Linked DNA regions of Mus musculus: region 1 is linked to region 2. A link is a loop called in an ENCODE intact Hi-C map of the cell type or tissue named here. Cell type or tissue: heart. All regions are shown on one strand. Links, peaks and the distances in the headings refer to the core of each region. The heading gives the core; the rest is flanking DNA. Region 1 overlaps Rara (retinoic acid receptor, alpha). Region 2 holds the start of Wipf2 (WAS/WASL interacting protein family, member 2).

Region 1 (15,334 bases), core at 3,195-11,194, 100 kb after region 2:
ACAATGTCACACCCGGGACACCCAGCATGCTGCATTCGTGGTTCTAACGCTGGGCCACCTGCAATTGGGCCCTGTGCCTACTGCCCGTGTGTTCGGAGTTTGGGGCCGGACAGGTCCGAGATGGGGGCCAGTGGGCGAGCCCCGAGGGCGGGTTGGCGAGCTGGTGATGTCACGGGCAGCGGTGGGTGGGTCAGTCGGAGGTGAGGCGCCGCCAGGCGAGTTCAGCAAGAGTTCAGCCGAATTGCATTAGGCAAATGAAGCCGGGGCTTTGGGGGGGGGCGTGTTTAGGGGGAGGACACCGGGACCACCCCACCTCCCCGCCGCTGCATCTTCCTGCAGGGGATTGACCAGAAGCACTAGGGAGGCTGGGAGCCGAAACTGGGATGGGGAAGATGCCCTCTACTCTTCGGTCCAGCCTCCCAGTGCACCCTGTTATCCATACCCAGCCAGGTTCTATGCACAGCGCATTTCCCGCCTCTGCTCCCTCTCTGAGGCTGCCCCACTCGTGGTCCTCATGCAGCCTTCTGGCCCTCGCTTCCCTGCATCTCTCTCGTAGTAGTGGGGCCCGCAGAGAAAGGGTTAAGCCAGGGGCGGCGCCTGGCCGGGGCGGGGCGGAGGCTAGGGGCTGGGATCCCAGAGAGGGGGCGCGCGGGCTTGGGGGGTGGTGGCGCGCACTCCGGAGACCTAGCAAGCGGCCCGCCGCCGGGCCAGGCGGAGGCGGGGCCGTACAGGGGTTCCCCCACCCGCACCCGGAATCTAAGCCACGGAGAAGCCCGGGAGCCCCGGCCGGCAAAAGGAAGTGCTCGGTGACCCCCGTCTCCGCCCTGATCCCGCCCCGGGCCAGCGGACTTGGGGAGCCGTTGGACTCTGCCTGGGACACCGGAGCCTCGAGTTCTTGGGCCACCGGGCGTTCCCTGCGAGGGAGCGCCGAGGGACCTCCTCCTCCAACCTGCACAACTTCCCGCTTTTCACCTGGGACCGGTGGAGTGACCTGCAGACTTAGGCGCGGGCAATTCTGGGCTGGGCGCCCCGCTGAGGGGCTGCCCGTCGGGGCGAAGGGACTTGTCCCCCCCCCCCCTGCCCCTAGCCGATTTGCACGGATGGCGCCTCCAGCAGAGTGACGAGATCCCCGTGCAGGACTTCCCCTCCTGGATCTCCGGCCTTCGTGGGGCGAGATGTACGAGAGTGTGGAAGTCGGGGGCCTTACCCCCGCCCCTAACCCCTTCCTAGTGGTGGACTTTTATAACCAGAACCGGGCCTGTTTGCTCCAGGAGAAGGGGCTCCCTGCCCCGGGTCCCTACTCCACCCCACTCCGGACTCCGCTTTGGAATGGCTCAAACCACTGTACGTACCACCGGCCTCCCCTGTGCTACCTTAGGAGGTGGGGTGTGGGTGGCGCTGGCCCTCTCTACTCCCCACTTTCTCTTCCGTCTGTCTCGCTGTAACTCGGATGTCCTAGCTGGACGGTTGCCCTCCACCCAGTGACCCTGGCGCACTACCATGTTAGGGCTCAGTAACTTTGAGCGTTCCTTCTCTAGGAGACATGAAATCTCGGCCTCTGGCGCCCCATTTACATCTTCTTGGTTAGGATCCACGGCTTGCTGGAGGGTGGGGTAAAGGTCCTGGCTGTGGGCTTGTCTGTTCCGAAGAGGAGGGGCCACTCCCCAGATCCCACCCCTGCCAAAACCTAGGGTGAGCTTTCTCCTGTGGCAGCTCCTGCCCTAGCTCCTGCTCTTGACTGCAGGGGTTGTACGGACTGGCCCCTGTCTTTTGCGTTGGTGATGGGGTGTGGCAGAAAGGGACTTCACCAGACAGTTGCCTTCCTAGCCATCCCCTTATACTTTCAGAGGCACCTAGTCCATCTTGGGGAAAGGTCTGGCCGAAGACACCTGACTGACATCCTGGAGGTTTTGATGCTGGGAACATGGGAGAAGCTGGTGTAAAAAATCTAATTGCTGTTCTCTAGGGGGTGTTTGGTTTTTAAGCCCCCCCGGGGGGGGTCCTTTGGCAATCAGCATGCATCTACCCGGCTCAGGCAGGTCTTTTTGTTACCCTGTCTAGGGAAATAGGGCCATACCTTGTATTGTTAACCAGGAGAACTGATGTGAAACCATGTCCTGGCAGCTGAGCCCTCCAGCCTGGTTCTAGCGCGTTCAGGCTGTGCTGGGAGGGAGGGTTCTGTTATCACCCAGGACCTGTGCGCATGCCCCAGTGTGCACACCTGGGCATGTTTATGCCCAGCTGTGAGGCACCGTGTATTAGTGTGATCTCGATGCCGGGGACCTAGAGCTAGGCTATTGTTAGGTGGCTCAGGTTTCATCTCCCACTCTGTTGTGGAAGCAGTCCTTCCCAGGAGGGTCCTCCACCTTCCCATACCTGCTGCCACCCTTCTCCGTGCCAGTGAGCAATGGCAGACTGGAGTCTCTTAGGGTTCTCAACCTGTGAATCTCCACCCCTGGGGGTTGTCTACAGACCCTTTCACAGGGGTCAGTACATCAGATATTTACATCATGATTCATAACGGTAGCAAAGTTACAGTCATGAAGTAGCCATGAAAGTAATTTTATGATGGGGGTCACCGCAGCATGAGGAACTGTATTAAAGGGTCACAGCATTAGGAAGGTTGAGAGCCACTAACGTGGCATGTCGAAGAAGGCTGACGCAGAAAGAGTCTGCCTCTGCACAAACCTTCCTGCATCATAAGAGACCTGAGGTGAATGGCCCCTGACTCCTGCCCTTCCAGAGACACCTCTATCTGGCCTTTCCTATTGTCCTGCCCCCTGACCTATTGTCCTGCCCCCTGACCTTTGCCTCCAAGGCAGACTCAGCTGTGAGGTTTCAGACTAGGAGGGGTGGGTGATCATTGGCTTTGGAAAAAAGCGAAGGTGAGAGGTGGTTCCTTGACCCTTCCCATTATCTTCCCACTGTAGGAAGGAGCCACCCCTAGGGGGAATAATTGGGCTGAGCCTTCAGGCTTCCTTCTCTGCACTGGGGGGAAGCTGGGATTTAGCCCCCTGGGGTCCAGCTCCTATCTCTTCCCGAGCACTCTAGGATAGCTGAGCTCTCCGCCCAGAACTTGTGGAGAGGAGGCTTGCAGAGAACAGGGAAGACAGCCCGTGCGGGAGCCTCTCTGCTCCCTCCCTCCAATCGCTTAGACGTGGGGAAGTGGGGAAGTGGCGACCTGTCCCCACACAGAACCTGCTGTGGTATAGCCTGGCTGGAGCTGTATTCACCAGCCTTCACCCCCTGTGGAGGCTAAGTTGCCCTGGATCACTCAGTGAGGACCTGAAGTCAGGATGGCTACCGGACTTCTGCTAGTACAGCCTCTATCACCTTGAAGAAGAGCCTTTAGGTGTGTGGAGGCTATCTGCTGCCTGGGGTCACCTCTAGTTGCCTTACTACCCCCTGGCCACCAGCGGAGGGAAGATAGCAGGTTGGTTGTGGGTGGAGACCTTGCAAAGCCATGGCGACTTTGCTTCCCTCCCACAGCCCCCATTTCAGTGCACTAGAGGACAAGGGGTGCACAGGATGTGACTCCCCATCTGTCCCCCACCAGTCTCCGCAGCTCACGCCTCCGCCTGCTCCCAGACATCCAAGAATGTGAAGCACGTGGATGCCCGTAGTGGGGTGGGGGGGTGGGAGAGATGCTTATCACCCACCCGACCGCTAGGTTTGGGCTTCGCACTGAGCTTGCTGGCTATACTGCACCCAGGGCCACCCTCACCGGTGATCTCTCCGTGAGGAGGAAGGGCCATAGGGAGGGCTCCGCGCCCCCTCCTCTTCCGTCTCTAGAGGCTGTGAAGGGAGCTGCAAAGAGGGCGCCAGCTGGATTGGGAGGGGAGCCGCTGGCCAGGGGCCCAGCTGATTTCCTGCTGATCTCCTCCAGGAAACTGGCCCCTTGCGCGAGCCTGCGAACGGCTCTGGGGCGTGGGGACCCGCGCCGTGTGCGCCCGCCCAGGAGGGGAGCGGGGGAGGGGCACCCTGGCAGCAATAGCTAGAGGGGACGCCGGGCTTCCTGGGCTGGTTCCAGCCCTTGGCTGCGCACTGAAACTTTGAGCTGAGGTCTGGTCCTTCTCCAGCCCAGCCTTTCTGCAGGAAGTGGAGAGATTTGTGGGCTGGGGCCTCTAGGGAGGGTGGCCAGTGGGGTGGGGCCAGCTCAGGATAGTCCCTCCCCCCACCTGCTAGCGCTACACTGTTACTGTGTCCTAACTCAGCAGGGACTAAGAAGACCCACACTTCTGGCTTGGTGCTGACTCTGGCTTCCCTGGGCTGCTGGCTACAGGCCTGGGAAGGTGAAGGGCTGGACCTTGGGATTTAAGTTCAAAACCTAGATATGGAACCCTCAGAGGCTGAGTTCCCAGGGTGATAGTTGGGGATATACTGAGGATAGGGTACAGACGAAGCTGCTCTCAGGGGTTACCCGCTAGCCAGCTACTGGAGATGGTTTGGAAGGAGGCCTCACCGAGCCCCCACCCTCTCCTAGGGTCGTGTCCGCCATCTTGCCAAAAACAATTTTTAAAGAGCACAGCTCTTTCATCTCTATAAACAACTCTCTGGACTTGGCTTTAATTCCACGCTCCTCTGAGCCTTTGCCCCTCTGGTCTGTCCTTGGCCTTTTGCTCTTCCATCCTGTCTCCTGTTCTCCTGTCTCCCCCTTCCTCTCGGCCCTGCACCCCATACCCTTCTGTCCTCCTTTCCCTCCAGTTTGGCTCAGATTGGAGGTTGGGATTGGGGGTGGCAGGTCCTGGGCAGAGGGTGGGCTAGGAGGAGGGAAGAGAGGAGGCCTATGCCTCCTTCCTGTACTTTTTGGAATGCAGACCAGGATTGGTGGAGGCCAGGGCACCCCCCTTGTCCTTGACGCCCCCCTAAGTCTGGATTGTCTATTGTTACTGCTTTTACGTCTTGGAAAAAGTTAGCACAACAAAGGGCTCCTTTGTCACTTCACCCCTTTGCCTCCTGGCCTCACCCAGGCCCCCCAACCCCGCCCCCCAACCCCCAGCAGCTGTTGTCAGGCCTCCCGCCTGTTTGATTTGCCTGTCGGGGCCTCCCGAGAAGGAAGTGAGGTGAAAACTGGGGCAGGGCAGTTGTGTGTAGGCATGAGCAGCAGATTGCAGCAGGTCAGTCCTTTGGACCCCTGGGGGTTGTAGGCATGGAAAAGTCCTTTTCCATGGGTTAAAGAAGGGAACATGGGTTACAGCAACGTTGGACAGCCCGGCTGATGTCCAGGCCCAAGTAGAAGCCAGGAAAGTCCTGCCAAGGCCATTGGCGGAGTTCCCTGGTGTGTTTGCAGGTAGGAGGGTGGTAGTATGCAACCAGGCTCCTGTGTCCCCAAGTGTCCTAACCTCTCTGCCTGGGCTTTGCAGCCGCAGGAGTCTTTCACAGCCTGGCATAACACATGCTGTTGGATGCTTGAGCACAGGAACCGTGTATATCCAGCACTCAACTGGGTACGGATGGAGCTGGGCGGGACTCACTCATCCCTGGTTCTCTGCACATAGATGTGGCAGAGGAGGATTCTGGAGAGGCCTCTGGGGATCTGGGATAGTCTTTGCTCTCAATCGTTTTCATCTGCCACACTGTATCCGTAGCTGCCCAGGCCCTGGACACAGACAGCTCTCACCCAAATAGCCATGTTCTGTCTGGGGTGATGGGCCTAGAGCCAGGCACAGAGGTTTTTGCTTGGGAGGGGAAGGGGGGGACTGCCCCCCGCTGGCTGGGTCACCCCTCCTGGCTGCCCTCTTGGAGCTGAATAACAGGAGCGGAGGGGGTAACCCGGACGTAGTATTTAGGCCAGACAGACAGACCATTGATAGAAACAGACCCCCTTTGTCACAGTGTCTCCCTATAGACACGGGGCATCTAAAGTGGGCTTCTAGGAGCCCTGGGGACTCTTCTCACTGTCTTCAGGAGGTCCCCCTGTCATCTCAGGGAGTGCCCTCCTGCTTTGCCCAAGCCTCTGATTTTTGCGTGCTGCCTCGGAGGACCCCACCGTAGCCAGGGGATTGTTTGGGTGGGGGAGGGGCGGAGGCTGCTGTCGGGGTGGGGGGGGGGTGGTGGAGGAGGTAGAAAGGAAGCAATGCCTGCCGAAGGGGCCAGGGAGTGGCCAGCTTAGCATATCCTGTTGACCCCAGCTCCCTCTCCCTCCAGTCTGTGCCCTTCCCTCCATCTTCCTTAAGTCTTAACTCCTCCTGAACTTTGGGAAGTCCTGGCCAGGGAGGATGCTGTTTGTATTAAGGCTTTGAAATAAAAGCTCAGCCCCTCACCCTCCAATTATAGCTCTTGCCTCTGTGTGTGTGTGTGTATTCGCGTGCGCGCGTGTGTGCTCACACACAGATCTGGAATTGAAGCTGAGTCCTGGGTCATAGGAATAATGGGGACTGAATGTTTAACTGTCAGCCAGTCTGGGGTGGGGGGGAGAACCAAGTTTACAGAGACCTCCTCTGTCCATGCTTTGAATCCTGCCCTCAAGTGTTGAGACCAGGATCACCCCAGGCAAGGTGGACAGGGTGCGGAGGGCTAGGTACCTGGGTCTCTCAAGTCTCCTCCTTCTCTCCTAGCCATCGAGACCCAGAGCAGCAGTTCCGAAGAGATAGTACCCAGCCCTCCCTCACCACCGCCCCTGCCCCGCATCTACAAGCCTTGCTTTGTTTGTCAAGACAAATCATCCGGCTACCACTATGGGGTCAGCGCCTGTGAGGGCTGTAAGGTGAGTAGAGGGAGTCGCAAGTCGGAGGAGGACAGTCTGGGTCAGATAAACGGGATATCACACACACACACACACACACACACACACACACACACACACACACACATCCTCGGGATGCAGTTGGCAGGGCTGTTACCAAAGCCGCCCACCTGCTTTTGCTTCTTCAGCAACTGTGTGGAGGAGGACACCTCCTCCCTAAATGAGCAGCACCCCCTCCCTGTGACCAGAAGCTCCCTCCCCTCCCACCATGCTCTCCTGTCTCCATCCTCTGGCTGGCAGGGTGTACACTGGCCCTGCCACTGTTTCCCCAGGTTGCCATGGTGAGCTGGCTGCTTGCTGCCTGGCTCTTGGCTGGGGACCCAGGAGGCCTGCCCCCAGTGGCCTTGCCTGAAGCTTTCCATGGTATCCTTGCAAGAGACAGCTAGTAGCAGACACCCTGCCTTGGACTCCCTTCAGGTGTCCAGGCTGTGGACTCCCCAGTGGCTACTGGGTTTCCTGCCATCTTACTCATACTGGTCTCTGGGCACGCATGTGGCTAACCCTTCCTGGCCGCTCTGGCCGGGACATCTGCTCTCTACCTGATTGGTGGCAGGGCCTCTGCCCTAGTTCCTTCCCACAATGATAAGGGCCTCGAAGCTGTGCATCCACAGTACTTGGGGCGCCTGACCCTGGAAGGAACCTTAGGCTGGAATAGCTATCTCTGAGTGTAAGATCGAGGTCAAGGGTAGTTAGTGTAAGACAGTGCTGGTCCTGTCTGGTTTGTCCTGTCTTGTGCTACCTGGTCAGTCAGTTTCTGTGCTAACTTAACTTACAATGCAGAACCCCGGACAGCCTGGCTTTTCTGTGCCTGTCTAGTGTGTTTGTCTCGGTGGTGAATGTCTCGCTCGCAAGGATGAGCATGCCGCCCCTCCTCGGCCTCACGAGTGTGCATGACTGCACAGTCCCTTCTTGGCCTCATGAGTGTGTGAGTGTGTAACTGTGCATAGTCCCTTGTTGGCTTCCTGCTGCTGGTTTTTTTGTTTGTTTGTTTGTTTTGTTTTTTTTGTTTTTTTGGGGGGGGGACAGTCTTTTGAGACAAAGTGTCTCTATTATGCAGCTCTGGTTGTCCTGGAACTCTATATAGACCAGGCTGAAGTCAGACTCTCAGAAATCCACTTGGCTTCAAGCCTCCCAAGTGCTGGGATTAAAGGAACTCTTTACCACACCCAGCTCATCCTGCTGTCTTTTCATGCTGTGTCCTGAGTCCAGGCTGTGAGTTCCAGATGCCTCCTTTCCCATCTCCAACCTTGTGTGTCCTGTGTCCTCTGCAGCCCTGAGTCTTTGTCTCTGAAAAAAAAAATCAGGTACAGGGATGTTGGCTAGGGAAGACTCCAGGCCAGCCTGTGAGATAGCGACAGGCTTGGGCTCTCCCAGAGAGCATCTTTTCAAAAGAGTCATCCTCCCCCATTTTTCTACCATTATTACATAGGCCATAGCAAAAGCTTAGGGGTAGCTGCTAGGCTGCTCCCGCTGTGGGTGTGGATAACCCGTCTCCTTCTCCTGTCCCCAGGGCTTCTTCCGACGAAGCATCCAGAAGAACATGGTGTATACGTGTCACCGGGACAAGAACTGCATCATCAACAAGGTGACCCGGAACCGCTGCCAGTACTGCCGGCTGCAGAAATGTTTCGACGTGGGCATGTCCAAGGAGTGTGAGTGTCGCAGGGCCAGGGGCCAAGCCCCGCCCAAGGTGGGGCGTGCAGGGGTGCTGTGTGTGTGTGTGTGTGTGTGTGTGTGTGTGTGTGCCTGTGTATACATGTGGGAACATGTGTGCCGCGGCAGGCGGGCAAGCTTCTAGTTAAGGATGCTTTGTAGATAACACCACAAACCTGGGAGTCTGGCTGGCTGCGTGTCCATGGATCGTTTGGTGTTAAGCCCAGAATGCACAGAGCGGTCCCCTTAGCATGGTGGTTGCTTGCATGCCTGCTTGTGTATGGGGTGCCTGCCCCCAGGATAGCTTTCTTCTGGGTTTTGCTTGGCTTTGGGTGTGGCTCAGTAGCTTATCCCAGTCCCTCCTGTATCTTAAGGGAGAGGCCTGAACTCGAAAAGGTGTGAAGTTGGTCTGTATGTATGGGGGGGCTGACATAGGACCCCCTGAAGCCATTGTCTGGATAAACCTGGAACCCTGAGTTGGAAGAGAATTGGGCTTCTCAGATCCCAGAGGAAAGGGGGTTTCCAGTTTGGGCTCAGCTGAGGCCCTGACGGAGGGAGGGACAGAGGGGAGGGCTGGACGGGGAGACCCTCTTGTGTTGAATCATGGGTGTTGCCGTGGTGACCAGTGATTGATGATGTCAGAGATAAATGACGCTGACAGACGCCTCCTTGTCTGCGTGGCCGTTGCCATGGAGCCCGAGCCTTGGGGGATGAGGTGGGGGAGGGGGCTGCAAGACCCCCTCCAGCCCTTTGTGGGGAGGGGTGCTGAGAAAGATGGTTCTGACTAATGCACCAGCAGCCCCAGCCAGGAATTGGGGAGCTGGATATCCTGCTGCCTCCTGTCACCAGAGACACGGGAGTGCTGGTCTTGTACTCAGGAAGTAGTGACTAGTGACGGTCCTCTGCAGAGTCTGTGACAACTTGGGACGTGCAGAACTGAGACCTTTTGGTAAAGGGGCCGTCACTTCCTTCTCCCTTTGCCCCACCTTCCTTCTTTGAACTATTAGAACAGGACGAGGGTGGGGACCCCCTCTCCTTCCCACAACAACTCCCCCTTTCTTTCTCTCCCTCCTCTCCCTCTCCCGGCTGCTCCGTGCCCCGGAGCTGAGCAGCTGCCATTTCAATAGAATTAAAGCTTCCGAATGATAAACGTCTTGTCACAGCTGCAATTTTCTCTTCCCAAATTATCCCCCACTCTGCCTCTCCCTTCTCTCCCCTGCACTTTATTGAATTTGCAGAATCGACATGAGTGATCTCCAAATTATGCCAGCTTCCCCCCCCATCACCCCCCCCCCGTCCCCTCCCTGGACCCCCACCCCCACCCTTCCTTCCTCCCGCGTCAGCAGCCGCCACGGAGGCCCTGTGAGTGATTGTGTGTCTGGGATAATCGGCTGGTAACGACCCCATCGCTTCTTTAAAGCCCGAGCGGTGTGTGCGGCTCAGCGCCCCCCTCCCAGCGATCTGTCAGCTCCCCGGCTAATGGGCCAAGAGATTCTTCTGCCAGGGGGCCCCCATTCTCTGGTTGGGGAGCCTTATTCCCTGCCTGCCCAGGGAAGCTGCTTTGAGCCAGTCTTAGGAATCCCCCAGGGAGATCGCTGCCAGGAGAGCTGGGACAGCAGGGATTCCTGGCAGGCACCAAAGCGGGGACTCAGTGTGTGTGACTGCCAACCTGGGCACATGTTCTTAGAGTGTGGGCTGCTGCCATGGGTGCATGACGACAGGGTACCACACACTGGCGGAGGGCATATGTGCACATGTGTGGTGTGGCCTCAGCCACAGTCCCAGGCCCTAAAATAGGATTTAGGATATGAGTCAGACAGGTTAGTGTGGGGCACTGTTTTGTGGATCTGTCTGTCTGTCTGTGTGTGTCTGTCTGGGTGGTGGACAGCATAGGCTGGACGACCCCGAGCCAAAAGCAGTCACTCTCTAACCAACCCATGTCCCCCCTTCCACCCCTCCCTCCCCCCAGCGGTGCGAAACGATCGAAACAAAAAGAAGAAAGAGGCACCCAAGCCCGAGTGCTCAGAGAGCTACACGCTGACGCCTGAGGTGGGCGAGCTCATTGAGAAGGTTCGCAAAGCGCACCAGGAGACCTTCCCGGCCCTCTGCCAGCTGGGCAAGTACACTACGGTATGCCAGCCGCGAGGGGTACTGCACACCCAGGCCGCCTCTGCTGCCCTTCCCCTGTCTCCTCCTACACTGTCAGGAAGTGTAGGCTGAGCAGAGGGCGAAAGGCAGCGAGCGGCCAGGCTGAAGCGGGTGCCAGTGCCGTAGCTGAGGCCCTGACCCTCCCTGCCTCCCCCAGAACAACAGCTCAGAACAACGAGTCTCCCTGGACATTGACCTCTGGGACAAGTTCAGTGAACTCTCCACCAAGTGCATCATTAAGACTGTGGAGTTCGCCAAGCAGCTTCCCGGCTTCACCACCCTCACCATCGCCGACCAGATCACCCTCCTCAAGGCTGCCTGCCTGGATATCCTGGTGAGAGTCTGCCCCTGCTCTCCAGCCGGGTTCCGGCCCTTGTAGGATCTGTTCCCAGCCAGATGGCCACTTTCCCCGATGCTTTCCCCCGAATCCAAATCCCCCACCGCTCACGTTGGGCCACTTTCTTCCACTCCTGTGGGCACCTTGTCCACTTAGCTGTGTTGTGGGAAGGTGGCATTATCCTGGGAACAGGAAGTAGAAAGGTCTGCTGCTGGGACACAGTGCTGGATGGAGTTGGCACGCCAGAGCGTTTGGTGGCCTGAGTTGTGAGCGGGATGCTGGACGTAATAAGAACTGTCACGAGTGAAGGCTAAGAGGAGGACTCCCCATAATCACTCTCAGGGGTTCAGTCCACCACCTATTCCTTCAAAGACACATCCTAGGTGGAGAACTAGAAGTGTGGAGAGGCTTCTGGGAAGGGAAGGTCATCAAGTGCCGGGTCCCCAGTGCACAGATGGGGGAGGCGCCATTGGGTACGAACTGTTGGGGTTGAATGGGATGGTCCTAGGAACAGATCTGCCTTGTTTCTTGCTGGCTGGAAACTCCTTTCCCTCGTGATTTCTCTATACGAAGGCAGCGTGGCCTAGATCTGCTGCCCGGAGCAGTAGCGGTGGAGATGCGCGCCTATTTAAATTTAATTACAATTAGACTCAGTTCAGTCCCTCCGTTGCATTAGCCACTTCTCGAGTGCTCGGTAGCCACATGGGGCCGGTGGCTACTGCCTCGGATGCTGCAGACAGAACCTTTCCATCACTGGAGGAAATTCTTGTCAGCCAGCCATGCTCTGGCTGCTTGCCAGGGCAAGAGAGAGGCCTCTGGGGATGCTGGAACTGGTGTGCCAGGGGCTGCTGGGCCAGAAGGTGGGGGCGCCTCCAGCCTCTGAACCTTGTGTACACCCTCTGCACCCAGATTCTGCGAATCTGCACGCGGTACACGCCTGAGCAAGACACAATGACCTTCTCAGATGGACTGACCCTGAACCGGACTCAGATGCACAACGCTGGCTTTGGCCCCCTCACCGACTTGGTCTTTGCCTTCGCCAACCAGCTGCTGCCCCTGGAGATGGACGATGCTGAGACTGGACTGCTCAGTGCCATCTGCCTCATCTGTGGAGGTGGGTGAGGCGCTGGTGGCTCTCAGGAGGCATGTGGAGGCCTGGAGGGGCAGGTCCGGACTCTGGGCACACAAGACCAGGGTCTCAGGCAGCAAGCACCAGTCTAGAATAAGCTCCGAAGGTCTGTGATCTTCATCTGAGACCTGGGTCAAGAATAAGACCCAGGCCGGACGTGGTGGCGCACGCCTTTAATCCCAGCACTCGGGAGGCAGAGGCAGGTGGATTTCTGAGTTTGAGGCCAGCCTGGTCTACAGAGTGAGTTCCAGGACAGCCAGAGCTATACAGAGAAACCCTGTCTCGAAAAACAAAAACAAACAAAAAGAATAAGACCCAGTTAACAGTTAATGTTAATTATTATTTTATTCCATGTCACACTGCTGTAGTAATGATGGTGACCTGCTGGGACGTCCCTGCTTTCTATGAGGAGCGCTACCCGTGTTGGGCCAGGGGTGTCCATCTCCACCACCATAGCTGCTGAGCTTTGAGAAGCCCACACCCCACTCTTTTTTTTAGAGTAGAAAGCTTCTCTTCTTGCCTACCAGCCCAGAGACCCTTCCTGGCCTACCCTGTGGCCAGGTATATGGGAGCAGCCTTCTGCCCTCTGTGACTTGGGCAGACCCGCCCCCAAGTGGCCAGATCTGGGAAAGCAGCTGTGTGTATTCTCGGTTGGTGGAGTTGGCTAGGGGTGGGGTGGGGCTCCTGCTCAGGGACAGTTTTGTGCTCAGACCGACAGGACCTGGAGCAGCCAGACAAGGTGGACATGCTGCAAGAGCCGCTGCTGGAAGCACTGAAAGTCTACGTCCGGAAACGGAGGCCCAGCCGACCCCACATGTTCCCCAAGATGCTGATGAAGATCACAGACCTTCGGAGCATCAGCGCCAAGGGTGAGTGTCATCTTCACCACCAGGAGTGGTTTCCAACATAAGGGGTCGAAACCCCTCTGGGGTCACATGACTCTCACAGTGAGCCTCGTGTCAGGTGTTTACCTGACAGTTCATAACAGCCCAATTACAGATTTGAAGTAGCAACAGAATAATTTTATGGTTGGGGGGTCACCACAACATGAGGAACTGTATTAAAGGGTTGCGCCATTAGGAAGGCCGAGAACCATTGACCTAGAGGAAGGCCCACCCAGGACTGGCTTAGGACCACTGCCCACAGTCAAGCTGGCACCTCACGTCTTGGCATCTACATGGTGTCTTCCTCGTCTGAACCTGGCATGTCCCCATCTGTCTAGGCTGGGACTCTCTAGCTGTCACTTCTCCGTGGTACTTTAAGACAGGCCTCCGTAATAGGTCATGTGGGTGTGGTCTGTGAAAACTGCATTTGCCAGCTCTGAGCCTCATTTTCCTGGGGGGTGGGAGGGCAGTGGAGGGATGGCGATGGTGTTTGGAAGCACCTGCTGGATTAAACATGAGGCATAGGGGCCAAATCTAGATAAGCCAAGCCTGAATTTAGAATGCTTCACCCAGTCACCACACCATGGGCTCAGGAGAGCAGGCCTGTGATGCGGGCACAAGCCCCAGGTGCAGGTGCAGTGCGTGGTAGATGCCCAGGTGGGTGGCAGTGATCCCCTTACCCTGTGACCCTCCCTTCTGGGCCAGGTCTCTGACCCCCACCTCCTTCCCCACAGGAGCTGAACGGGTGATCACATTGAAGATGGAGATCCCAGGCTCCATGCCACCGCTGATCCAGGAAATGCTGGAGAACTCTGAGGGCTTGGACACTCTAAGCGGACAGTCGGGGGGCGGAACACGAGATGGGGGTGGCCTGGCCCCCCCTCCGGGTAGCTGTAGCCCCAGCCTCAGTCCCAGCTCCCACAGAAGCAGCCCAGCCACCCAATCCCCATGACCACCTCGACACACGGACAGCCCTCACCCCTGCCCTGGCTTTCTCTGCCTTCCTGCTGGCCGTGTGACCTGTCGGCCCCGGGCCCGCTTGTCCTCTCAGACAGAACTGGGTACCTTCCAGGGGGGACAGGAAGGAGAAGGCAGTGACTCTGTGGACAGAGGCCTGGACCCAAGATGGACTGCCCTCTTCCGGCAGCCTGGGCTGGCATCGGGCCAGGCGTTGAGCCACATGAGGACCTGGGCCTGAGCCCTCACCCACCTTGCCACGTCTTCATCACCAGCAAACGCCGGGACCTGGCTCCCTGTCCTCGGAACTCAAGCCATCGCTCCCCAGATGGGGACTTCCCCCCGACCCCCGCTTTGGATGGTGACAGAGGGTGCCCAGGGTGGGGGAGACTCCCTGTACATATCCTGCGTACCAATCCCCAGATATTAATTCTCGTTGGTTTTGTTTTTATTTTAATTTTTTTGTTTTTGTTTTTTTGTTTTTTGGTTTTTTTTAATAAGAATTTTCATTTTAAGCACATTTATACTGAAGGAATTTGTGCTGTGTATTGGGGGAGCTGGATCTCGAGCTGAAGGGGGTGGGTCCCGGGGACGGGCAGGGCTCGGAAGGGATCCCCTCTCCTTTGATGTCCCAGCAGATGCTCCCACATCCCAGTCTTTGCTCCTCAGTTTTCTCTAATACTGTGAAATACTAACTTTCCAAGGCCACCTTCCCTGTCCCGTGCAGGAAAGCAGCTTCCCCTCCCCCCTCTGCCCAGCCACTGGGTGTGGGCATCTTGGGCAGCTATCCCTGGGAGGAGAGGATCCTGGCTTTTGGCTTGTCCCCCTACCCACCAATAATCAGGGTAAGGGTGAAGCTAGGGCCCCTGGGATAGACTGTTCCTCCTCACTGCCCGTCAGAGCTCACTTCATCCAAGCCCCAGCCCCACTGTGAAGGGGCCGGCTAAGGGGTCCAAGTTACCCCAGCCCCCAGCCTCATAGCCACCAGCACCCCATGGGGCCCTTCAACACACACACACACACACACACACACACACACACACACACACACACACACACACACGGCCTGAGTTCCTCCAATTCCCCCAGCCTACCCCCAACCCCTCTTGGCCCCCTCCTTGCCCCGCAGGACGGGACTCCAGGGGGTCCCCTCCCCTACACCCCTGGGCTGGGGGAGCAGGCTCTACCTTGCCCTCCTGCCTGGGTGGGGTCTCACCCTGGAGCCCACTGGCGCACCTGTTCCTGCTGGGTTTCCACTGAGATCTACTGGAGAAAGAATAAAGTTCTATTTATTCTATAATGCCTCTTGCCTCTCTGCCTCCACCCTCTCCTCTCCCTGTCTGGGCAGGGGACTCAAGATGGGAACTTTCTACAGGCTCTGGGTCACAGTGGCTTGGCACAAGCACTAAGTGCCAAAGACTTGGCCAGAGACCCTGAGAGCTGAGATAGACCCAATCTGGCAGTGGCCTCAAACCGGGGGC
Region 2 (15,334 bases), core at 4,249-12,248:
TTGGCTGTCCTGGAACTCACTCTGTAGACCAGGCTGGCCTTGAACTGAACTCAGAAATCCGCCTGACTCTGCCTCCCTAGTGCTGGGATTAAAGGTGTGCGCCATCACGCCCGGCCAGGTTTCTCTCTCTTTTTTTTTTTTTTTTTTTTTAAGATTTATCTATCTATGTATATGAGCACTCTATTTGCATGTATGTGCTCATGACAGAAGAGGACATCAGACAGAAGAGGGCATCCAATTTCATTACAGATGGTTGTGAGTCACCGTGTGGTTGCTGGGAATTGAACTCAGGACCCCTAGATGAACAGCTAGTGTTCTTAACCACTGTGCCATTTCTTCAGCCCCATCCTTCATCTTTCAATCATCTAACCACCCCGGTTCTGGCATAACCACTTAGGTGATTGCCACAGTTTTATGGTGGGTGATGAATTAAGCAGCACCTGAGAGGCTGAGACAGGAGGATTGCTGCAAATTGAGGCTAGCCTCGGCTACACACTAAATTCCAGAGGGGTTGAGGGCATGGCTTGATGGTAGAATACTTGTACTTATTTGGTTCCTCGGTGCTGGGCGTGAAGAAGGAAAGGAAAAAGAACAGGAACAGAGGACAGGGCTGGAGAGGGGGCTCGGCAGGTGGGAGCACTGGCTGCTCTTCCGGAGCACTCTGCATTGATTTCCCTGCGACAGCTCACAACCAACCATCTGCAACTCAGTTCTGGGGAATCCAGTGCCCTCCTCTAGCCTCTGCAGATACCAGGTGTTACACAGATGTGCATGCGGACAAAATAGTCACATTCATAAAATAATAAAATAACCTGTTTAAAAGGCACATAGTGCTATTGCAGAGGACTGCAATTCTGTTCCTGGCACCTACTCTAAGTAGCTCACGACTGCTTGTAACTCCAGCTCCGGGAATCTGAGGGCCTCCCTGGACACCTGCACTTTTATCCACGCACCTGCTTGTGTGCGCACAGCTAGACATCCTAAGGAAAAGGACAGCAAGGAGCGCTGTGCCTCATTCCTGCTATCAGAGTACTGAGGAGATCGGGACAGGAGGGTTTGCTGCAACGGTGAGGACAGCCTGAGCCACAGAATGAGTGGTGTTCTCAGCTAGGCCAAAGCCTGAAATCCTATTGCAAAACAACTATGATAGAAAAGCAAGCAAGCAGGCTGGGTGTGCGGCTGAGGACCAGTGCAGTGGGTAGGATCGCTTGCTAGGCAAGCTTGAGGACCTCCGTTTGAATCCCCAGCATCCAGATCAGAGCTGTACATGGCTCCACACACCTACAGCGCCAGTGCTGGGGAGAGAGAGGAGCTCTCTGGCCAGCCAGCCTTTCTGAACTTCAGGTTTAGTGAGAGACCCTGTCTCAGGGGAATAAGGTAAAGAGCAATAGAGGACATGTGACAGTCTCCTCTGGTCCCTGTGCTCCTGTGCATGGATTAACACACCTGGACACACATCTGCACATACACAACAAAAGGAGCTGGCTATGATAACAGACCTGCACAGTCCTAGCTTTCTAGGGAACTGAGGCAGGAGGATTATTAACTCAGGTGAACCTGAGGGATGGAGCAAGAACTCATCTTAGAACAAAAGTAAACATACATACACACATATATCACACACACACATACTCACCATACACTACACACACACACCACACACATACACACCCACAACTCCCCACCCCCACAGTCACACACAACACATGAGCATACAAGTGCACACAAAAAAAGAAATGTCCTTCAATGAACAAAGAAGTTGTGATATATTCATAAAACAGAATAAGGAGATGACAATAAAAAGAAAAAAATGGCCTCTAGATGCATGGACGAATCTCAAACAACACCAAATAACAGAAAAGGGCACATAACACCACACTGTGTGATTCCAGTGTGTGAAGGGGTGACACAGCCCTTTAATCCTAATACTCAGGAGGCCCAGGCAGGAGGATCTCTGCCAAGTTCAAAGCCAACCTGCCCTACACAGAAAGCTCCAGGCTACCCAGGGCTGTGTAGTGAGACCCTAGCTCTAAATAAATTTATCCCTCTATCCCTCCTCTCTGTCATCCTGACCATTTGTTTTGTCCTTGTCACAATCATTGTTGGCTTAGAGATTTTGCCTTTTCCATTCCCTAAGCTAAACTGACCCCTTGGACAAAACCCACTCCCTACTCTGTTCCCCTAGTCTTTGTTTTGCTCAAGATACTCCTGGCTTGGGGCTGGCGAGATGGCTCAGTGGTTAAGAGCATTGACTGCTCTTCTGAAGGTCCTGAGTTCAAATCCCAGCAACCACATGGTGGCTCACAACCATCTGTAATGAGATCTGATGCCCTCTTCTGGGTTGTCTGAAGTCAGCTACAGTGTACTTACATATAATAATAATAAATCTTAAAAAAAAAGACACTCCTAGTTTATGACATCACATATGTTTCTTTGTATATTTGCTTCATGGTCACCTTGCACACCAGAATGGCTCAGCCCTGTGACTGCATCTTGCTCACTGGCCAGTATCTGTAATAGTAGCTGGTACTGAGCAGACACTCAATACATATTTGTTGAATGAATAAATTAAGTTGCTTGTAATAAGATCCAGAGGATCAGGATGCAATGCAAGATGATAAGTATAAGGCCTGTAGGAATTAAGCCGAGGAGAATCACTGTTGGTCTGGAACAGGGAGGAGAGAAAAGAAGAAAATGCTCCTTTGAGGAGTTGAGCCCAAAGCAGGGACAGGGTTGTCTTTTTTTTTTTTCTTGTTGTTGGTTTGTTTGCTTGTTTGGTTTTTGGAAATAGGGTCTTTTCCTGGGGTACAGGCTGCCCTCAAACTCTCAATCCTCCTGCCTCGGCCTCTGAGTCCTGGATTACCCGCCAGACTCAGCAGGGAGACAGTTCAACAGCCAGAATATGGGACTGAACAGCTAGAGATTCGCCACTGGGAGTCACTCAGGAATTGGACTTCGTTTAGTATGGAGGGCTGCCTCTGTCCCATGGGACCAGTCCAGGACAGCACGGGAGTGGGGCATAGCGTGGATGCTGAGCCAGCCATTCCTTCCCTGGTACTGAGGATGCTACCTTGCCCATGCTGGCAAGAGGAGGCGACCTAGTTGCTCCTGCTCCTCTCATACTCATTTCGACCACTTTCAGAACTGTCATTACTTACAAGGTGACATTCTAGGGTGTGTCCTCTGCCACTGCCTGGACACAGCTTTGTGGGTTTTGTTTTGTTTTTTTCTAGCCTGGCCTCTAACTCATTCTATCCCCTGCCTCATCGTCCTGAGTATAGAGATTGCAGGTTTGTTCATATTCTCCTGTTTAATCTTCCCAGCAAACCCAAAGCGCTGGATCTGTCTGCTACCCTCCCTGTGTGGAAAACTGCGATCCTGAGAGACCTGGAATTCTCTACGGAGCTGAGGATGACCTTGCACTTCTGATCCGCTTGCTCCCACTTTTCAAGTGTGGGCGTTACACACATAAACCATCATTTCTGGCCAGAGACTTAACAAACAAACAAACAAAAAAAAAAAAAACAGAGGCAACAAGAGGCCAAGTTGTTATTCTGGTTCTCAAATCCATCCTTTCTGACTCTGGATCCCAGCTCTAAGGAGTCTTTTTTTTAAAAATTAATTTATTATTATTACTATTTTTATATATAAGTACACTGTAGCTGACTTCAGACGCACCAGAAGAGGGCGTCAGATCTCATTATGGATGGTTGTGAGCCATGTGGTGTCAGATCTCATTATGGGTGGTTGTGAGCCACGTGGTTGCTGGGAATTGAACTCAGGACTTTCTGAAGAGCATTCAGTGCTCTTACCCACTGAGCCATCTCTGCTGCCCCTCCAAGGAGTCTTAGTCACTGAGAAACATGCACCTTTTAAGCTGCAGGCCTCCTTTTTGGTGGCTGGTGTGACTGCGTTTCTTCCTTTGCCCTGCCCGTGTTGGATGGGTGAGCCAAAGATCCACATGGCAGCAATGGGCTGGGAATTAGGAAGCAAACTGAACAGATGCATCCGATCTCCCGGGCTGGTGAAGAAACTATCCCTACTTCTGTTGGGCGGATGGCTAGGAGAGAGCAAGGAATTTAGGCAGTGGCATTTTCAACCACCAGGTGGCAGTACAGAGACCAATTTCACAGGGTTCCTAGACATGGGAATAATAGGGCACAGAACATTTCTGCCTTAATGCGTGATGGCGCATGCCTTTAATCCCAGCACTTGGGAGGCAGAGGCAGGTGAATTTCTGAGTTCGGGGCCAGCCTGGTCTACAGAGTGAGTTCCAGGACAGCCAGGGCTACACAGAGAAACCCTGTCTCGAAAAACCAAAGGAAAAAAAAAAAAGACAAGGTCTCTCTGAGTAGCACTGGCTGGCCTGGAACCCCCCATGTAGACCAGACTGGGGACAAAGTCACAGAGCCCTGCCTGCTACTGCCTCTGTGCCAGGATTAAAGGTGTGGTCACCATACCTATCCTCAACCTTAATTTTTGAGACAGAGTCTCTCGCTGAGCCTGAAACTTGATGATTTAGGTAGACTAGCTGGTTACCCTCGGGTCCACTTGTCTTTGTCTCCTCCAGCTTTGGGGTTAGGAGCACAACACAGTTTCACTACATAGCCCATGCTGGCTGAAAGTTCACGAAGTAGCCCTGCTTGCCTTAAGCTCATAGTCATCCTCCTGCTTCAGCTCATCAAACGCCAAGTTTATGAGCATGAACCACGCACCCAGAAAATGTCTTACTGTCTTACTTCTATTTTATTTTTGTTTTGTTTTGTTTTGTTTCTCAAGACAGGGTTTCTCTGTGTAGCCCTGGCTGTCCTGGAACTCACTTTGTAGACCAGGCTGGCCTTGAACTCAGAAATCCACCTGCCTCTGCCTCCTAAGTGCTGGGATTAAAGGCGTGCGCCACCACTGCCCGACTGTTTATATTTTTTAAAAAGATTTATTTATTGTTTGTGAGTACACTGTTGCTGTCTTCAGACACACCAGAAGAGGGCATCAAATCCCATTACAGATGGTTGTGAGCCACCATGTGGTTGCTGGGAATTGAACTCAGGACCTCTGGAAGAGCAGTCAGTGCTCTTAACCGCTGAGCCATCTCTCCAGCCCTCTCTATTTGTATTTTTAAAAACACAATTATAGTTGGGCATGGTGGTGGATGCTTTTAATTCCAGCAGTCCAGAGGCAGAGACTGACAGATCTCTATTACTTTGAGGCCAGTCTGGTCTACATAGCAAGTTCCAGAGCAGCCAGAGCTACATAGTGAGACCCTGTTTCCAAATAAATAAGTACACACATAAATAATAAAACCAGCAATCATGAGGCTGGAGAGATGGCTTAGCAGTTATGAACGCTTATTTCTATTATAGAAGATACCAGTTCAATTCCTAGCACCAACATGGTGGCTTACAGCCATCTGCAGCTCTGATTCTAGGAGATCAAATACCTTCCTCTGACCTCCAAGGGTACCAGGCCCACATGAGGTACACATAGTTATGTGCAGGCAAAACACTCATACACATATTAACAACTCATTTACAAAAAGAAGAAAAAGAGGAGGAGGGGGAGGAAGAGGAGGAGAAAGAGGAGGAAGAGGAAAAAGAGGAGGAAGAGGAGGAAGAGGAAGAGGAGGAGGAAGAGGACGAGGAGGAGGAGGAGGAGGAGGAGGACAGTACAGAGCCACCAAGCATTGAAAGCACAAAATCTGAAGATCCTAGCCCATTCCTATAGACTTCATGTAGAAAATGGGAGATAGAGTCTTGGTTTCTTTCTTCATAAAGCTTGTTATTGATATTTCCCTAAGTGAGATGCCCCTGTATTCACCCTAGTGGCTGCTCTTTGACACAGGTTGAACAAGAGAGCAGGGGGTTACTTTAGCTATACTGGGCAGAGAATACCCTCAGGAGAGGGGACACTGAAGCAAGGGCTTGGACAACAAGCATGAGACAAAGATAACCATTTCAAGGGCTTTGAGAGGGAACTTGAGGGTATGAAGGGGGGACTTCATGGTATGAAGGGGGGACTTCATGGTATGAAGAGGTGACTTCACGACATGAAGGGATTGAAAGTGGGTCCACTGCAGGGAAGGATTGAGGGAGCCAGTGGGGTCAAGGACACCACAAGAAAACCTACAGAGCCACTTCATGTGGGCCCACAGGGGGCTCACAGAAACTGAACCATCAACCAAAGAGCATGCATGGGCTGGACCTAGGCCCCCTACACATGTATAGCAGTTGTGTAGCTTGGTCTTCCATGGGCTCCCTAACAATTGGCAGGTGACTGTCTCTGATTCTGTTGCCTGACTTTGGGTCCCTTTCCCCTAGCTAGCCGTCCTTGTCTGGCCTCAGTGGGAGAGGATGCGCTTAGTCCTGCTGGGAGTTGATGTGCCAAGGAGGGTTGGTAGTCATAGGGTACCAAGTTCTTTGAGGAGAAGGAAAGGGGGAGGGGAGGGTCATGTGAGGGTGGGCCTGGGAGGAGAGGAAGGAGGGGGGCTGTGATCAGGATGTAACGTGAATAAATAAATAAATGGAAAAAAAAATATAACTAAAAAGAAATTTAAAAAGGAGGGAGGAAGGAAGAAAGTGGGTCTACATATCGTTGAGCAACCGAAGACGGGGCAGGTAAGGAGATGAAGGAAAGAGTTCAGAAGCTCTAGTTAGTAAACAGTGCAGATTCACTGCATTTCTCGTCCAGCCGCCCCATTATCAGATATTCATGACGTAGCTATCTGAGCATCTTTACCTTTGCATCCACTGATCATGCCTGGTATGTGTTCCCCGCCTTCACTGATTAGTAACAAAATCCTATTCATCTTTTTTCTTTCCTCCTCTTTCTCCTCCTTCTTTTTCTTCTTCCTCTTTCTTCTTCCTCCTCCTCTTTTTTCTTCTTCCTCCCCCTCTTTCTTCTTCTTCCTCCTCCTCTTCTTCTTCTTCTTTTTAAAAGATTTATTTTATATATGAGTGTACATTGTCACTGTCTTCAGACACACCAGAAGTGGGCATCAGATCCCATTACAGATGGTTGTGAGCCACCATGTGGTTGCTGGGGATTGAACTCAGGACCTCTGGAAGAGCAATCCGTGTTCTTAACCACTGAGCCATCTCTCCAGCCCCCTTCTTCTTCTTGTTTTGTTTGTTTTGGTGTTCTGAGGCAGAATTTCTCTGTGCAGTCCTGGCTGTCCTGGAACTTGCTCTGTAGACCAGGGTGGCCCCCAGCTAAGAGATCTGCCTGCCTCTGCCTCCTCTGAGCTACAGAGCCCAGCAAAATTCTACTCATCTTGCAGGGGCTAGTTCAAACCATTTACAAATCTCTTCTCATTCTTCAGCAGGAATTCATCACTCCTGTGACATCCCGGCACATGTCACAACTCTAATCGCACACTGACTTGGACGTCAGCTGTCTGTTTACATGCCAGCCCGCATGAGCACCATACACCAGCATGGTGAGCTCCCGGAGGGCAGAAGCTGTCTGCTTGAGTCACATCTGGAACCATCCCCAGGTACAGAGCTCAATGAATGGCCCAAAGCAAATGTTCAATGTGACATTTAGCACTAGTGGGTGGGGCAGAACAGAGGGAAAACAAAAATAATAACAGGCTATGGCTTATCACATGCTTTCCCATTCATTCATTACCTGATGAGCCTTCAAGCACTGTGAGAAAGGACAAACACTATGAGGTAGCTGAGACCCACGAACACACAGTTAGTGAGTGGGGATTAAGTGCTAGCTGATATTGGCCTTTTACTTGAGGTTCAGCCCTGGTCACTGGGTTGACTGGATGGAGAAGCAGTGAGACATAGGGTAGCAATGGGGTTGCTTGGTGTGGTGGCGAGCTTTGTGTATGAAGATGAGATCCTTAGTCATCGGCAACAGAGTTAAGCAATGGAAACCAGCAAGCGACAAGGACTCCCCTCTCTCATCCAAGCACCTATAGAGGAGTTCACAACACCATGCCTCAGCCTACCGAGCTGGGGATCACTAGTTAAGTGGTTACAACGACCTAACCAATGACCTGCTAGAAGAAGCTCGCCTCTCTGTTGCTATGACAACCAGAGCTTGTCTGTTGGGCCTCTTCAAGGGTACTCTAGACCATATTAGGGCTTATGGTGTGTGTGTGTGCGCGCAAAAAAATAAACACGAAAGAAAACATACTTGAGATACATCAGTTAGCTCACTGGTTCTCTACCTGCGCAATTTTAAAGGTCGAGACGCTCAGGCCGCATCCAACCAATTAAATAAGCATCTCATGGACCGAATCCTGGCATCACTCGTTACTGAAAGCCTCGCAGGCGGCCCCAGTTGCAGTCCCAAGATGCAAACGGGACTTCCAACTGCGGACTCGCGACCTTCTCAAGATGGTGGCGCTCCGCCCCCACGTGCGCCGGTAGAGGGCAGGCTTCCCTGAGCGCATGCGTCCCGCGGCCCTCGGCCCTCGGCTCCCTCCTCCTTTTCCCCCGCCTCCATTTTGTTCGCGGACGCTGGGGACGGTGGGAGCGGATCCATTTCCGGGTTGGTAAAAGGGGCGGCGGCGAGAGAGAGAGAGAGAGAGAGAGAGAGAGAGAGAGAGAGAGAGAGAGAGAGAGAGAGAGAGAGAGAGCGAGAGAGAGCGAGAGAGCTTGCCGCGGGGCGAACGAGCAGGACTAAACCAGGACTGAGGTGACGGAGGATTCGCTCCCGGAGCAGCCCCCCGCCGAGTGGGAAAGACGCCGGGGCGGCTGAGCCCGCCGCTGAGGTGACCTGCGGACCTGAGTGGGAGGGAGAGCCGGGAAGGGGGGACTGTGGTGGGGGGGGGGAGGGACACCGGAGGAGGGGCCTGATGCGGAGAGGGGGTCCTGGGGGCGGGGCCTGGAGACCCTGGAGAGGGGGCGTGGGCCATCCGAGTGGAGGGCGGCGGGGACCGACTGAGCAAATGGGCAGGAGGGAGGTTTTTTGAGAGACAGGAAATTAGAGATCCTGAAGGGTTGGGTGAGGTGAGTAAGACTGGCAACTCTGGGTGAGGTAGGAGGGGAGCCGTGCGCGGAGGGGGAGATGGGGAAGGGAGGACCTGTTGGGGAAAGGTAATTATTGGCAGGATGCTCTCGAGTTTAGGAGGATCGGTGTGACGTTTCGGGATTGATCGGGGTGAGGAGGAGGATTGAGAGCGAACGTGTTTACACTGGGGGAGATGTTGAGAGTGTGGGATGAGAGGGAGTCGGAGTGATGTTCTGAGATGCTCTTGGAAGCACCTGCAGTTGAAGGATCCCTGTTGGAGCGGCGTGAAATTGAGGGAAGATGAAAATCTGAAGGCGCTCGCTAGACGTAGGCTGTGTGTGCGGTCGAGTTACTGATTAGGAAGGCATATTCTGGAAGGATAATATTGAAACGAGGAGCTGGAGGAAGCTGGTGTGCACTGGAATCTACCTCTGTCCCCGCTTCTGCTGGCCTTTAAATCCTGATCCACCTGCTACATCTGATCCCTGAAATTCTTCTTTCTTTTTCTCTTTCTCTTTCTTTTCTTTTCTTTCTTTCTTTCTTTTTTTTTTTTGAGACACTTTGTCTGTGTAACCCTCACTGTCCTGGAACTCAGAGTCTGTAGACCAGATTGGCCCGGAACTCACAGTGATCCGCTGGCCTCTACCTCAGAGGGAGGCGTGGGCCACTATGACTGCCCAGCCCCGTAAACTATATTTGTTTGTTTGTTGTTTTGTTTCTTTCAAGACAGGGTTTCTCTCTGAAACAGCCCTGGCTGTTCTAGTGCTCACTATGTAGACTAGGCTGGTCTTGAACTCGCAGAGATCTACTTGCCTCTGCCTCCTGAGTGCTGGGATTAAAGGTGTGTGCCACTACCACCCAGCTATCTTAATATATTTTTTAAAAGATTTATTTATTTTATTGTATGAATACATTGTTGATGTCTTCGGACACACCAGAAGAGGGCATCAGACTTCATTACAGTTGGTTGTGAGCCACCATGTGGTTGCTGGGAATTGAACTCAGGACCTTCAGAAGAGCTGACAGTGCTCTTAACTGCTGATCCTAGTATCTTAATTAAAAAAAAAAAAAAAAAAAAAAGGAGTGGGGCTTGGTGGTGCATGCCTTTAATCCCAGTACTCGGGAGGCAGAGGCAGGCGGAGTTCTGAGTTCGAGGCAACATGGTCTACAGAGTGAGTTCCAGGTCAGCCAGGGCTACACAGAGAAACCCTGTCTCGAAAAACCAAAAAAAAAAAAAAAGATTGGGGGCTGGAGAGATGGCTCAGTGGTTAAGAGCACTGACTGCTCTTCCAACAGTCCTGAGTTCAATTCCCAGCAACCCCATGTTGGCTCACAACCATCTGTAATGAAGTCTGATGCCCTCTTCTGGTGTGTCTGAAGACAGCTACAATGTACTCATATAAATAATAAATAAATAAAACTTAAAAAAAAGAATTTATTTTTAATGTTTTTGAACATCCTGTCGCCGACACACCAGAAGAGGGCATCAATTCAATTAAAGATGGTTGTGAGCCACCACGTAGTTGCTGGGAATTGAACTCTTGATCTCTGGAAGGGCAGTCAGTGCTCTTAACCACTGAGCCATCTCTCCAGCTCTCCTGTATTTTTTTTTTTTTTTTTTTTTTTTTTTTTTTTTTTGGTTTTTCGAGACAGGGTTTCTCTGTATAGCCCTGACTGTCCTGGAACTCACTCTGTAGACCAGGCTGGCCTCGAACTGAGAAATCCGCCTGCCTCTGCCTCCCGAGTGCTGGGATTAAAGGCGTGCGCCACCACGCCCGGCTCCCCTGTATTTTTAATAGTCAAAATTTTTATGTTACTGTGTTATCACCAAGAGGAAGTAGTGGCCTATAGAGTCTGAAATGAATGAATTCAGTACACTGCCTTACTTTCTAACTACCCAAGCATCGTAGAGAGTTGAGCCATCTGCCTTGGCGTGTGACCTTGCTGTCACTGGTTGGGACCATTCTGTAGACAGGATTGGATGCTTTCTTGTCACTCCTTTGAAATTCTGTTCTAGCTTTTTCTTTGGCTATAATACTCAGAACACTCGGCTGGTAAGTGAACATTGTTTAACCTAGAAGTGTTTCCAAAGTCTTGGCATTTCTGAGGCCTGACGTGGATTTGCCAAAGATCGGGCAGTTTTAATTCTCTCTCACTCTTGATAGCAGAAACGGTGTTTGCACTAGTTGGTGCTAATTACTTAGTGGACACAAAGGTGAGATTCAGGGGAGGGGAAGGGTACCAGGAAGAGAATAGTTGGTTTTTCCCCCCTGAAACAGAGTTTCTCTGTAGCCCTGGCTGTCTTGGAACTCACTCTGTAGATCAGGCTGGCCTTGAATTTATAAAAACCCACCTGCCTCTGCCTCCTAAGTGCTGGAATCAAAGGCATGTGTCTCTACTGCCCGGCCAGAATAGCTTTTAAGTTTTACTTTGGACTATCATCACATGTTCTTGCTTGATCGTAGCCTCCCGATCTGCTCCCTGGCATACATACTTGAGTATGTTTTTCCTGTTGCCCTCAAGTAATTCTGAAGTCCATGGACGGCTGTTGAGGCTGTTCTAGCAAACTCTAGCTTTCATACCGACTCAGAGCGAGCTCCAGACAGCGAAGTGAATGTGTGAAACTCTAGCTTTCATACCGACTCAGAGTGAGCTCCAGACAGCGAAGTGAATGTGTGTATTTAGAGACAAAAACTTGTGTAATACTGTGCTACAGGATTTCTTTGTGTAGCCCTGGCTGTCCTGCAACTTGTTCTGTTGACTAGGTTGGTCTTGAACTCGGAGATCCTCCTGCCTCTGCCTCTAGAGTACTGGATTAAAGGCATGCACCACCACTGTCAGGCTTTTTGGTTTACTTTTTTTTTGTTTTTGTTTTTTTTTTCCCCCGAGACAGGTTTCTCTGTATAGCCCTGGCTGTCCTGGAACTCACTCTGTAGACCACGCTGGCCTCGAACTCAGAAATCCACCTGCCTCTGCCTCCTGAGTGCTGAGATTAAAGATGTGCGCCACCACGCCCGGCTTGGGTTATTTTAAGGAAGGTTTTGCTCTAACGTGTAGAGACAGAGCTCTTGTGATGGCCTGTTCCTTTAGGACAGTGACTTTGAAGCTTTCCTGTCCTGTCACAGTTTCCCACTGCTCTGCTTCAGCTAGTCCTAAGTGGAAAGTGGCAGGCCACCCCCTCCTCCTCTGGTGGGCATCCTGTCTGTGTCACAGCTTGACGCCGCCAAAATGAAAGGATCCTTGACTGCTTCTAATGGGGACAGTGACAGAAGCTGAGCTGGGTTTCTTGAGCCAGAGAATGGATCCTGTCAAAGCAAAGAATAGTCGCAGAGACACAAACTGGGACCTCGACGCTGTGACTAACGCTTTGGCAACATGCATCCCTCTGCCAAATAACTTCTTTTCTTTAGGCGTGTGATTGTTGATCTCTTTCTCAAAGTAAGCTCTTGTTAACTATTCTTCACACAGCTCCCAAGCAGAAGCTGGCGGGATTCCGGCCGATTGACCGTCAGCCTCTTGGAGTATGCACTGGATTAGAGTGGATGGCGAGGTCTGTGCTGAAATGGAGGCTGCTGGTAGAGTGCAAGGACTGCCCTGTAAGGACATAGAGGCAGAAGTCTTGCTGGATGCTTGGCAATCTTTTCTTCCAAATTCAAGTCTCTTTCTTATTCATCTGCTGATTGAATGCAGAATCTTTCATTACATTTGCCTGACTTTGCAAGACCAGGGTGTGAGGAAGACAGTGTTTCAAGCTAACCCATGTGCTTATTCCCGAACCTTGGGGCCAGAAGGACCTTACAGGCTGAACTTAGGAGCATTTCAGCAGGTCTGCGTCGCCCTGTGTCCTCAGTGTTTGGGGATAAAATTATCTAGAGCTTCTTCATACGTGCTAGGCAAGTGCTCCACCACTGTCCTGCACCTCCGGCCCCAGGAAGGCATTATCTTTGACACGATACTGACAAATGTTAAGTAGAAGCCAGGTGTCGCGGTGCGTGCCGATAGGTCCCAGCACTGGGGAGGCTGAGGACGCTGGCAGAGTCCAGGCCAGTCGGGGCTACAGAGTGAGATCCCATCTTGCACCATACAGGGGGTAATCTAAAGAATTTAAAGATGTTAGAGGAAAAACTGCTGATTGGCCTGTTAATATCTAAGTCAGTCTTAACTAAGTTAAAAGTGGTGGCTTCCCATGCAAGGAGATTCTGTGGAGGCAGAGCGCTGAGGCTTAGATTGCTGAGGTAGGAATTGGCCTACCTGGCTTTTTAGGCTATTTGATTGTGTTCTCCCTGGTAAATAGCCATTTGTTTTTCAGGAGATAAGTAATTGAAGATAACATCATCTGTACTGGATCTTGGGGTGGATTATGATGTTTTCTTGACTATGTGGCAAAAGCCCCAATAGCATTGGAGAGAACCCCAAAGGAATTCTCTTTTGTCTTTGAATCCAGACTTTTATTTCTCATCATTAGTGTATTTTTAAAAATAGTATATATTATTTTTGTATATATGCGTGGTGTGGGGGGGGGAGAGAGAGGGGACAGGAGTATGTGCTGTGGCACTCGTGTCTTGGTCAGAGGATCACTGCTGGAGTGGGTTCTCCCCTCCCTTTCGCCTTTATGTTCTGGGGACTGAAGTGAGGTTGCCAAGGTTTACCTGGCAAATGCCATTACCCATGGAGCCACGCCACCAGTCATAGACTAGTCTATCTTTAATACTAGGATTTGAAAACCTGGCATAGTGGCTAATGATGCATAGCTCAGTGGAAGAGCACTTGTCTACCCTAGCCAGAGGTAGGGTGAGTCCCCATCACCCCTCTCCCAAGGTGGGGAGAAAAAGCCAGTAGGTTTAGATATGAAGATTTTGACTCTGGTCTAGAGCTTTGGCTTTTTTTTGGAGATGGGGGGTGGTTTCAAGACAGGGTTTCTCTGTATAGCCCTGGCTGTCCTGGAACTCACTTTGTAGACCAGGCTGGCCTCGAACTGAGAAATCCGCCTGCCTCTGCCTCCCGAGGGCTGGGATTAAAGGCATGCGCCACCATGGCTTGCACTAGCTTTGACTTTTGATTGTGGCAACAGCATGAGTTATGCTTATATTCCAGATCTTTCTTTTCTGAAAAGTAGTAATAAGTGGTAGATTTCATCCCCTTACTTATGACTAAAACAGTGTGTACATGTGTGTCTGTGTGTTGTGTGTATGTGTGCATGCTCATGAGAGAGAGAGAGAGAGAGAGAGAGAGAAGGAGGAGGAGGAGGAGGAGGAGGAGGAGGAGGAGGAGGAGGAGGAAGAGGAGGAGGTGGTGGTGGTGGTGGTAGTATGGGTGTGGATGCCACTGCATGGGTGGAGGGGAGGATGAATGTATAGATTCAGTTTTCTCCTACATTTATGTTGGCTCCAAGGATCAACTCAGGTCATTTGCATTGTTGAGGGACAAGCACTGTTTAGCCACCTCACTGGCCCCCACTTGATGAATTTTGAGACAAGGTCTTAATCTGTAGCCCTTTATAGGTTCCAAGTTCCTAACACTGTCAGATGTGGCTCACAACTGCCTCTGACTCCAAATCCAGAGGATCCAGCAACACCCTGAATGCTGGGGACATCCACATGTGTGTCCTGCACTCACGTAGACACACATACCACTTTTTTAAAATGAGAAATAAAGATGAAATTGTTTTTTTTCTGCAGATTGTATATGTTTGGCCAGTTGTGTTGCGGCTTGGTTTTAATATCTGTCTTGAGAGGTTAGAGACAGGTGTGGTGCGTGCAGCAGGCGTTCCGGGTCATCGTCAGCTACATAGCAAGTTCAAGGCTATAGGAAGCCTTGTTCAAAAACAAATTTTAAAATTTAAGTAAGTAGTAGAGAATTCAAATAGCAAACGATACATGAAGCTGAGCATGTTGACTCCTGCCTGCAGTGTCAGCGCTCCAGGGGCAAAGACAGAGGGTTGAGTTTAAGGTCAGCTTGAGCTGTTGAGCAAGATCCAAGGCTTAGCTCCGTGGTAGGACGCTAACCTAACAAGCACAAGGAACACTCAGCACTTGGGGAAGTATATATATATAGCCTACCTTTGACTTGCCTTTAGCCCAGGCCACTGGTCCATCTCTACAGGGGTTGGGAACTGCCTGACATGGGTGCTGGAACTCGAACTCAGATCTTCTTACAAGAGCAGTGTGTTCTCTCAATAGCTGATCCTTCTCTGCAGCCTGAGGCTACACCGTTAAGACTACCTGGATCTTTTGTTGTTTCATTTTTTTGTTTGTTTGTTTGTTTTTCCCTTCATGAATTTGGATGAACTCCTTGTGCAGAGACCATGCTAATCTCTGTCCTGATCTAATTTTAGTGTGTGTGCTGCTGAAGGGAGCATGTGTTTTGTTGTTGT

Evidence for each region. A loop is a pair of places that touch in the nucleus more often than their neighbours do. Peaks named below come from ENCODE experiments on the same cell type or tissue, not always from the same donor. Only the 100,000 strongest peaks of a DNase experiment are listed, where the experiment ranks them.
Region 1: it touches region 2 in a loop (2.9-fold over the local background); 10 of 42 quality-filtered maps call a loop at or near these places.

Annotation. Positions count from the first base shown.
Region 1 is chr11:98,959,790-98,975,123 of GRCm38, forward strand. Rara (retinoic acid receptor, alpha) reads left to right here. Exons shown (of 9, transcript NM_009024.2): 3 at 6,558-6,706; 4 at 8,256-8,397; 5 at 10,368-10,528; 6 at 10,704-10,880; 7 at 11,793-11,997; 8 at 12,723-12,881; 9 at 13,631-15,153. The coding sequence ends at 13,848. Among named protein-coding and RNA genes, the nearest start is that of Gjd3, 16 kb to the right of the region's middle. In heart, for the core only: CTCF peaks have their summits at 3,735, 3,940 and 7,085; DNase peaks (open chromatin) are centred at 4,012, 5,292, 7,032, 9,182 and 2 weaker places; H3K4me3 peaks cover 6,575 bases; H3K27ac peaks cover 7,032 bases.
Region 2 is chr11:98,855,181-98,870,514 of GRCm38, forward strand. It overlaps Wipf2 (WAS/WASL interacting protein family, member 2), which reads left to right and starts at 8,418. Exons shown (of 8, transcript NM_197940.2): 1 at 8,418-8,722. In heart, for the core only: a CTCF peak has its summit at 8,368 (motif pointing right); DNase peaks (open chromatin) are centred at 8,411 and 8,901; H3K4me3 peaks cover 2,287 bases; H3K27ac peaks cover 1,882 bases.